Regions from separate parts of the Homo sapiens genome. Here region 1 is linked to region 2. Evidence: read pairs that join two places in POLR2A ChIA-PET (ENCODE). Cell type or tissue: OCI-LY7. All regions are shown on one strand. Each heading gives the region's core, and the rest is flanking DNA. Links, peaks and the distances in the headings are about the cores only. Region 1 overlaps SIK2 (salt inducible kinase 2). Region 2 overlaps SIK2 (salt inducible kinase 2).

Region 1 (5,385 bases), core at 176-5,175, 70 kb before region 2:
CTCTAGATTCCCAGAGGTGGAACTGAAGGTACCAACCCGCTAGTCACATGGTTGGTTCCTCTAGCAACCAGTGTCCATCCTGAAGTGTCTGGGGACTCACCACTAGTCACCTCATTAGCATAAACTCTAGTGTGGTTGAAAGGGGCTTGTTACAAGTAACAAAAGATATTCCTGTCACTTAGGAATACCATAGGTTTTAGAAGCTCTCTGTTTGGAAGTGGAGACAAAGACCAAATATATATTCTTATTGTTGCAACTCTATAATTCCCTCACCCTTATTTTCACCAGGCAAAATTTCTTCGTTTTTTTTATAGCTCAGTTCAGATTTCACTTTATTTGTGAAACCTTCTCATCTGTCCGCTAGTTAAAAGAGGCCTTTCTTTCATTCTCATGGTTTTGTCTATTGTAAAGTACTATTATTATTGGTTTATGTATCTTTCTTCAACCCACTGTGATTTTCTTGAGGGCAGGATCTATTTCTTATTCATTTACTATATCCTCAACCCCTAGTAAAGTGCTTTTGCACATCCTAGGCATTAAGTAACTAAATGATGAGTAGGATTTGTTTTGCTTTAAAAATTTATTATATTTTAGGGAAGGGAACAACACACACCAGGGCCTGTTGGAAGGTTGGGGGCGAGGGGAGGGAGAGTATCAGGACAAATAGCTAATGCATGCAGGGCTTAAAACCTAGATGATGGGTTGATAAATGCAGCAAACCACCATGGCACACGTATACCTATGTAACAAACCTGTACGTTCTGCCATTGTATCCCAGAACTTAAAAAAAAAAAAGTTAATTATATTTGAAAATGTAGAGTAGACAGGCAATCATTGCAAATGTATAGGCTGGGCACGGTGGCTCACGCCTGTAATCCCAACATTTTGGGAGGCCGAGACTGGCAGATCACCTGAGGTTAAGAGTTCAAGACCAGCCTGGCCAACATGGTGAAACCCCGTCTCTACTAAAAATACAAAAATTAGCTGGGCATGGTGGTGCGCGCCTGTACTCCCAGCTACTCAGGAGGCTGAGAGGCAGGAAAATCCCTTGGACCTGGGAGGCAGAGGTTGCAGTGAGCCAAGATCACACCATTGCACTCAAGCCTGGGTGACAAAAAAAAAAAAAAGAACTGTTCATTGGGCGTTTTAGAATTAGCTAGGCATGGTGCTGTGCAGCTGTAGCCCCAGCTACTCATGAGGCTTAGGTGGGAGGATCACTTGAGCCCAGGAGGTCGAGGCTACAGTGAGCTGTGATTGTGCCACTGCACTCCAGTTGGGGTGACAGAGTGGGACCCTATCTCAAAAAAAAGAAAGAAAGAAAAGAGGCCAGGCGTGGTGGCTAACACCTGTAATCCCAGCATTTTGGAAGGCTGAGGCGAGCGGATCACGAGGTCAGGAGTCCGAGAACAGCCTGGCCAACATAGTGAAACCCCATCTCTACTAAAAATACAAAAAAAATTAGCCGGGCATGGTGACTTGTGCCAGTAGTCCCAGCTACTTGGGAGGCTGAGGCAGGAGAATCACTTGAACCCAGGAGGCGGAGGTTGTGGTGAGCCGAGATCACGCCACTGCACTCCAGCCTGGCGACAGAGCGAGACTCCATCTCAAAAAAAAAAAAAAAAAGAAAGAAAGAAAAAAGAAAAGAAAGAGAAATCCGAAATCCTTATTTTCCTGAAAGGAGTAAAGCCAAAGGAAACTTTTTTTACATTTAAAAAAAAAGGTTTTTTTCAAATGTAAAATTTGAAAAAATTGTGGCCGTAAAATACAGCCACAGGCACGTATCTCGTTTTCTGAGTGACTGCATCCCACCTTTCAACTGCTTAAGCTTTATTATCATTACTAGTTTTGGAAAATTTAAATTTGCTTGTAATGTAACTGCTACAGTTACCTGTTAGTTTATTTCTCATCTTATATTCTAAACATACAGTATGTCTCATACTGCAAAACAAAGGAATCTGAAGAAGAGGAAAACTAAAAAGCTCAGAAACTGTTATGAAGTTTTGCTGCCACGTTGTATGAGGAATTTGATTTGCAAGTTTTTAAACTAACACACTTAAAAGCTCTTTATTCTTCACATATATATACATAGGTTTCCATAGTTGGAATCTCATATATAAGTTATTATGTATCCATTTTTTATATATAACATAAGCATTTTTTGAGTCACTGAGTAACGCAGTTGTCCTTCTGCTAAACTCCTGGCTGAAGTTACTAATGGGCTGGGATTTTCATTTATTCTTCTAGTAATTCAACAAATACTTGTTCAGAGCCTGTCGAGTGTCAAGCATTGTTTCAGTCACTGTTCATGTGCAAAGAGTAGAGCAGGGGACAAGTCAGGCCAACTCCCAGCTCTCATGGAGGTATAATAGAGACTGAGGGAAGATGTTAAACAAGTAAACATAAGCAAGAAAATTTCAGGTAGCAACAAGTGCTGTGGAGATAACACATGGATATGGATCAACAGGTACTCTTACATACTACTGGTGACATATAAATTATTAAGTAAAATGAAAAGCAAATATATCCTATGACCCTGAAGTTTTACCCTATTTCATGTACATATAAGCCAGATGCACCTAAAAGAACATTCATAGCAGTGTTATTTTCAATAGTTCAAAACTGGAAACAACAAAATGTCCATCAACAGTAGAATGGCTCAATACTTTGTAGTATAGTCATACAATACAGCAACAAAAGCCAGTGTACTACACTCAATGTGAATGACTCGTAAAAACATATTGTTGAGGGAAGGAAAGCAGACACAGAAGAATACCTTCTATGTATGTAAAATCCAAAACTAAGGTATGTAGTTTAGGACTATGTGCGTAGTAAAATTACTTTTAAAAAACAAAAAACAGGCCAGGCACAGTGGCTTATGCCTGTAATCCCAGCACTTTGGGAGGCCAAGGTGGGTGGATCACCTGAGGTTGGGAGTTCGAGACCAGCCTGACCAACGTGGAGAAACCAAATCTCTACTAAAAACATTAGCCAGGCATGGTGGCGCATGCCTGTAATCCCAGCTACTTGAGAGGCTAAGGGAGGAGAATCACTTGAACCCAGGAGGCGGAGGTTGCAATGAGCCGAGATGATGCCATTGCGCCCTAGCCTGGGCAACAAGAGCAAGAAAAAAAAAAAAGACAAAGAAGCAACTACCATAAAATCAGAATAGGACTCCCTGTGGGGGCGAGAGGGAGGAAGTTGTGATTAGAAAGGGAAGTATGGGGGAGGTGCTTCTGGAGTTCTGGTAATTTTTTATTTCTTGACCTTCATGGTGGTTATGTAGGTATTTATAATAATTCACTAAACTGCACATTTATGTTTTAGACACTTTCATTTGTGTTTTATATTTCAAACAAAAGCAGTGTGATGATAGCATTAAGTATAGTTTTAGTGCATGTGCGCGCACATGAGTGTATGTGTATATTTTACAGCTTTATTGAGGTATGATTGACATACAATAAACTATGCATTTAAAGTACTCAGCTTGGCCGGGCATGGTGGCTCATGCCTGTAATCCCAGCATTTTGGGAGGCCAAGGTGGGTGGATCTCCTCAGGTCAGGAGTTTGAGACCAGCCTGACCAATATAGTGAAACCGCATCTCTACTAAAAATACAAAATTAGCTAGGTGTGGTGGCGCATGCCTGTAATCCCAGCTACTTGGGAGGCTGAAGCAGGAGAATCGCTTGAACCCAGGAGGCAGAGGTTGCAGTGAGCTGAGATTGCACCATTGCACTCCAGCCTGGGCAACAAGAGTGAAACTCCTTTCTAAATAAATAAATAAATAAAATAAAGTATTCAACTTGAACACTTATGGCATATGTATTAACCCATGAAGCCATCACCACAATCAAGACAGTGAATGTGTCCACCACCCCTAAGTTTCCTCAATGTCCCTTTTTCATCTTTCCCTCCTGCCTGCTCCTTCTTATCCCCTCACCCCCGGGCAACCACTGATCTGTTTTCTGTCACTACAGCTGTACATAGATTAGCTTGTATATTCTAGAATTTAATAGAAATAGAATCACATAATGTATATTCTTAATTTTGTCTGGTTTCTTTCACTCAGCATAACTTTTCGAGATTCATCCATGGTGATGCTTGTATCTGTGATTCATTCCTTTTTATTGCTGAGTTGTTGTCTCTTGTGTGCATTTGCCACAATTTGTTTATCCATTCACCTGTTGATGAATATTTTGGTAGTTTTCAGTTTCTGGCTATTACAAATAAAGTTGCTGTAAATATTCACATACAAATCCATTTATAAACATATGATTTCTTTTCTCTTGGTTGAATACTTGGGAATAAAATGGCTGGATCATATGATAGATACATGTTTAACTACTTTAAAAATATAAGTATAGTTTTGTAACCCTGTATCTTCAGTTAATATGAAAATATTTTCAAGTCAATAAATACATTCCTATAAAATTATTTTTTAACTGTTATAGTAGTCCATCAATTAAACATGCCATAATGTATTTAACCAATTCTTTGTTGATGGGCATTTAGATTACTTCCAGTTTTTTCACTATTATAAACAGCATTACCATGAATATCCTTGAAACTAAATCTTTGAACATGTTCTTAATTATTTCTTTAAGATAAATTACTAGAAATGAGATTGCCTGGCCAAAGTTTTATTACAGATTTCCCTCCAGACATATGACAGATTAAATCATCAATCAGATTTTTTTATTTGAGTACTAGATTTAGATACAGTTAGCCAAAATACCCCTTTTTTCCAGACTGGGCAACATGGCGAAATCCCACATCTACAAAAAATACAAAAAATACGCCAGGCATGTTGGCATTGAGACTGCAGTGGCCATAGTCACATCACTGCACTCTAGCCTGGGTGGCAGAGGGAGACCCCCATCTCGAAAAAAAAAAAAAAAAAAAAGGCTGAACACGGTGGCTCACAGCCTGTAATCCCAGCACTTTGGGAGGCTGAGGCAGGTAGATCACGAGGTCAGGAGATCGAGACCATCCTGGCTAACACGGTGAAACCCCATCTCTACTAAAAATACAAAACATTATTAGCCGGGCGTGGTGGCAGGCACCTGTAGTCCCAGCTACTTGGGAGGCTGAGGCAGGAGAATGGCATGAACCTGGGAGGCGGAGCTTGCAGTGAGCTGAGATTGTGCCACTGCACTCCAGCCTGGGTGACAGTGCGAGACTCTGTCTCAAAAAAAAAGAAAAAGAAAAACCTCCTTTTTTGTCATGAAGATGGTTTTTTTACTTTTTTTCTATTTATAGATGAAAATAAGTCTGCAGTCTCAAAAATGGAGTATTCCATTTTTATCATATAGTAAATGAAATTTCTCTTTCTAAATCAAATGCAGCTGGAAAAAGAATTACCCTTGGAATTAGGGAATCTGTAATGT
Region 2 (5,385 bases), core at 217-5,216:
AAAGTCCTCCCTGTCTTTCTCGCTCACTAATTCCTTCTCTCTTCAAGTTTCCAGATCTCTCACAAGTGTTTGGTTTGTTTGTTTGTTTGTTTTTTCCCTAACAAATTAATGCTGAAAACAAAAAAATTAACTTTCATGCCAAATTGGGCTTTATTTGATTACTATTGCTGCTCTTCTGCATAGGTACCTCAGGTACAAAATGATGGGCCGTCTTTTGTGATCAGTTATACATGTGTTTTTGTCCAATTTGGAAATGTTTAAAAGTTAATGTGCTGGGCCAGGCACAGTGGCTCAAGCCTGTAATCCCAGCACTTTGGGAGGCCGAGGCGGGCAGATTGCCTGAGCTCAGGAGTTCCAGACCACCTTGGGCAACATGGTGAAACTCCATCTCTACTAAAATACAAAAAATTAGCCAGGCGTGGTGGTACACACCTGTAATCTGAGCTACTCAGGAGGCTGAGGCACGAGAATGTCTTGAGCCCAGGGGGCCGAGGTGGCAGTGAGCCGAGATCACAGCACCACACTCCAGCCTGGGTGACAGAGTGAGACTCCATCTCAAAAAATTAATAAATTAATAAAAATAAAAGTTAGTATGTGGAATGAAGTTGGCATTTAGGATACAGAAGATGACAGCTTCTCTCATTCATAGATGTCTCTTTAACTTCCAATGTGTATTATATATACTTAGCATAAGCGATGTATAGAAGATCATAATAATGGGTAGTAGAGTGTCATAGAAAACACAGGTCTTGGAGCGTGTTCAAAATAGACCTCCTCTTAGTGTGAACTTGGGCCACGTAACAAAACTCTTTGAACCTCAGTTTTCTCTTATATAAAAGGAGAACACCAACTTTATGAGACTATTATGAGGATTAATTGAGATAATGTGTGTGAGGTTTGGGACAGATTATAGATAATAAATAATGGTTTCCTGTCTTTTTAGCCTCTTTAGATAATAAAAAGATGAGTGAGACATGAACTCTGCCTCTCCAGAGTCCACTATAGCCTAGCAGAAGAAACATTATACATACTGAAAGACAGCGCCAGGTGCTGAATAAATTGATAAAAGATAAAATATGGGCCGGGCATGGTGGCTTACGCCTGTAATCGCAGCACTTTGGGAGGCCAAGGCGGACAGATCATGACGTCAGGAGTTCAAGACCAGCGTGGCCAACATGGCGAAACTCCGTCTCTACTAAAAATACAAAAATTAGCTTGGGGAGGTTGCGGGCGCCTGTAATCCCAGCTACTCGGGAGGCTGAGGCAAGAGAATTGCTTGAACCCAGGAAGTGGAGGTTGCAGTGAGCCGAGATCGTGCCATTGCATGCCAGCCCAGGCGACAGTGCAAGACTGCATCTCAAAAAAAAAATAAATAAAATATGATCAGTCCTTTAAGGAAGTATAAATCAGAACGAGGCAGGGGAAGTTGCTTTTAGCTGTTTGATCAGGAAAGTCCGGTTTAACTGTCAGAACTGAGGATTGAAAGACGGGTAGACCCAGGACAGGTGGCTGGAAACCGGGGGTGAGGAGTGATGTCTACAGTGGAGACAAGACTGAAAAAGCAAGTACTAGGGAAGCCTAAGTCCATCTCCATAGAGAAGGGTTCAGATGGTCTGAGGAAAAGGGCACATGCAGGGAAGCTGTGTGAAATAAAGATGGAGGAGGTTAGCATTAAATGGCAAGCCAAGAAATTTAGATGTTTTCCCTAAGCGAGTGCTTTCAATATGGGGATAGGGTTTGGTATCAGTTGAAACAACTGAAGGAACAGTTGTTAGGGGAGTAGGAAACTGCTGAAGATATTTGAGCAAGGAAGCTCTGGGATCCATGTTGCACATCAGAAAGTTAGCCTGCATATCACTGTGTGTGCCCCGGTGCAGGGGAGAAACTGGTGACCAGGAAGACAGGTTAGAGCACGTGTCCAGGAGGGAGGTGATGAGGCCTGAACTAGAATAGTGGCAGATAGAGATGGTGCAGATAAAATTGATAGACTATTAAGGTCTAGGGAGAAGTCCAAACCAGTAACAAGATTTTGAGCCTAGATGGAGGGTGAGAGCCATTTTCAGAAATGGAGAACTAAAGGCAGGGCAGATTCAAGAAGGCCGACCATGAGTTCAGCCAAGCGTAGCCCACAACAGGCAGCTCAGTGCGAGGCTGCCACAAGCCAGTGTTGACCGAAAGGATTTAGTGTCTGGGCCCCTAAGGATGAGTCCACTGCCTAGGGACAGTCTTTCTTCTCTGTCTGTGGTTGCTACTACAGTCCCACTCAGAAAGTTAGACATAAATTAAGGCAGCATCATTCATTTATTTTAAAGATGTAATTCCCTCAAAAGAATTAAAATGCAGTTGACTAAAGGCTTGTCTGTGAGGGCATCAGGCCTAAAACACAGATTGGGCACTGACTGCTGTATTATATAGGGCAAGCTATTTTTAAAGCTTGTGATTGTTACTGTAACCAGAAAACAGGCAGGAAATGAATGATTTTGCAAAAGATATAGACAGGAGCTAGATGGTATATTTGCATTTGTAGGAAGAGCAGTGCCACGCTGGAGCTGGTCACCCACACTGGCAATGCCATGCTGGCACTCAGTCAGGCCATAGACATCCTCCGGGCTTCTTTGTGGACCGTTTTATTTATGTCAGCAAAAACGCTTGTCCCTCTTCCCTCCCTAAGACCTCTTTCTTGGGGCCCATAAATAAGTGCACACACACACACAGAAAAACTTATCAGAGACACAGTTCCCTTTTTATTGAGACTGCCTCATGTGCATTTACTGTAACACCCATTTGTTGTTTTCTGATTGATGCTTCATTGCTGCATGTATTGATACTTGCATTTCTCCTCTCAACTGGGGACAGGTATTGTGCATCTCAAAGAGACTTCAGCTCTCCTTCCCTCCCAGAAATCTTCAGTGCTTAAAATTGTCAGTAAAATCCCTTGGGGAGTCTGAATGGAAACTTTGGTTTGCAGTTTCAAAAAAATATTGCCTTTCTGAGATAGTTGCCCAACTCTAGATAAGAATGGTTGGATCAGGTGTTCCAAACAGGAACTGAGATCCACAGATGACATGGGGGCCATATGGGAGGGCAGATGCATAAACCTTGTAGAATAAATCTACTTCAAGTATCTCTTTTTAATAAGGAATTTTATATACATACATATACACGCACACTTGAGTCATTTTTAGCTTTTTTTTTTTTTTTTTTTTTTTTTGAGATGGAGTATCACTCTTGTCACCCAGGCTGGAGTGCAGTGACACGATCTCAGCTCATTGCAACCTCCGCCCCCCGGGTTCAAGCGATTCTCCTGCCTCAGACTCCTGAGTAGCTGGGAGTACAGGCGCCTGCCACCACACCCAGCTAAGTTCTGTACTTTTAGTAGAGATGGGGTTTTGCCATGTTGGCCAGGCTGGTCTCGAACTCCTGTCCTCAGGTGATCTGCCCGCCTTGGCCTCCCAAAGTACTGGGATTACAGGCATGAGCCACCATGCCCAGCCCATTTTTAGCATTTTTATTTGAAATGTAATAAAAGGATTTTCCGAATTACCCCCTTCATAGCTGGATAGCAGAAGGGAACTGTGAGGGTAGACCCTGAAAATGCAGACACAGTGGAGGTGTTTCGTGTCTACTTACATTTTTAATAACTTTTTTTATGACAAAGGTAGTACACACAAGGTCTGAAAAGGATATACATCTGGCCAGGTGCGGTGGCTTACACCTGTAATCCAGCACTTTGGGAGGCTGGGTGGATCACCTGAGGTCAGGAGTTCAAGAACAGCCTGGCCAACATGGCAAAACCCCAACTCTACTAAAAATACAAAAATTAGCCAGGCATGGTGGTGCGTGCCTGTAATCCCAGCTACTGAGGAGGCTGAGGCAGGAGAATTGCTTGAACCTGGGAGATGGAGGTTGCAGTGAGCCCAGATTGCACCACTGCGCTCCAGCCTGGGCGACAGAGTGAGACTCTGTCTCACCAAAAAAAGAAAAAAGAAGAAGAAAAATCAGATCAATGAAAAATCAAGTCATTGTTTTCTAGCTGTCCCAGGATAAAATCGAACTCAGCAAATATTTTGTAATAAAAGACATAATTCCTCTTGTAGTCTAGATGAGAAAATAAATGTATAAACTGACAATTTAAGTAAAACCGTAAATTCAGGGGTACTGCCGGGTATTTTGTGTGACTCAGTAAAAATATTAAGGATAAAAAAAGAACCTGCATGAAAAGAAACACTGAACAGACAACCCACAGAATGAGAGAACATTTTTGCAATCTATCCATCTGACAAAGGTCTAATATCCAGCCCATAAGGAACTTAAACAAATTTACAAGAAAAATCCCCATTAAAAAGTGGGCAAAGGACAAGAACAGACACTTCTGAAAAGAAGACCTCATACAGCCAACAAACATATGAAAAAAAGCTCAACAGCGGCCGGGTGTGGTGGCTCACGCCCGTAATCCCAGCACTTTGGGAGGCTGAGGCAGGCGGATCACGAGGTCAGGAGATCGAGACCATCCTGGCTAACATGGTGAAACCCCATCTCTACTAAAAATGCAAGAAAAATTAGCCGGGCGTGGTGATGGGCGCCTGTAGTCCCAGCTACTCGGGAGGCTGAGGCAGGAGAATGGCGTGAACCTGGGAGGCAGAGCTTGCAGTGAGCTGAGATCTCACCACTGCACTCCAGAGCCTGGGCGACAGAGCGAGACTCCGTCTCAAAAAAAAAAAAAAAAAAAAAAAAAAGCTCAACATGACTGATCATTAGAGAAATGCAAATCAAAACCACAATGAGATACTATCTCATGCCAGTCAGAATGGCAATTATTAAAAAGTCAACAACAACAGATACTGGCCTGGTTGCAGAGAGAAAGGAACACTTTTACACTGTTAGTGGGAGTGTAAATTAGTTCAACCATTGTGGAAGACAGTGTGGCAATTCCTCAAGGATCTAGAGGCAGAAATACCATTTGACCCAGCAATCCCATTACTGGGTATATACCCAAAGGAATGTAAATCATTCTATTATAAAGATACATGCATGAGTCTGCTCGTTGCAGCTCTATTCACAACAGCAAAGACATGGAATCAACCCAAATGCCCATCAGTGATAGACTGGATAAAGAAAATGTGGTACATATACACCATGGAATACCATGCATACATAGAAAGGAATGAGATCATGTCCTTTGCAGGGACATGAATGGAGCTGGAAGCCATTATCCTCAGCTGAACAGAAAACCAAACACCACATGTTCTCACGTATAAGTAGGAGTTGAATGGACACATGGAGGGGAACAACACACACTGGGGCCTGTTAGGGGGGCAATGGGAGGGAGAGCATCAGGAAGAATAGCTGATGCATGCAGGGCTTAATACCTAGGTGATAGGTTGA

Evidence for each region. ChIA-PET counts read pairs that join two places held together with the same protein. Peaks named below come from ENCODE experiments on the same cell type or tissue, not always from the same donor. Only the 100,000 strongest peaks of a DNase experiment are listed, where the experiment ranks them.
Region 1: POLR2A ChIA-PET joins it to region 2 with 5 read pairs; 5 of 35 experiments call an interaction of 5 or more read pairs at or near these places.

The regions. Positions count from the first base shown.
Region 1 is chr11:111,642,682-111,648,066 of GRCh38, forward strand. All of the region lies in intron 3 of SIK2 (salt inducible kinase 2), which reads left to right. Among named protein-coding and RNA genes, the nearest start is that of SIK2, 43 kb to the left of the region's middle. In OCI-LY7, for the core only: no CTCF peak of the experiment used is centred there; no DNase peak of the experiment used is centred there.
Region 2 is chr11:111,712,608-111,717,992 of GRCh38, forward strand. The region is part of intron 9 of SIK2 (salt inducible kinase 2); the gene reads left to right. It also overlaps a transcript of PPP2R1B not described here. Among named protein-coding and RNA genes, the nearest start is that of PPP2R1B, 51 kb to the right of the region's middle. In OCI-LY7, for the core only: no CTCF peak of the experiment used is centred there; a DNase peak (open chromatin) is centred at 3,004; H3K4me3 peaks cover 927 bases; H3K27ac peaks cover 1,612 bases.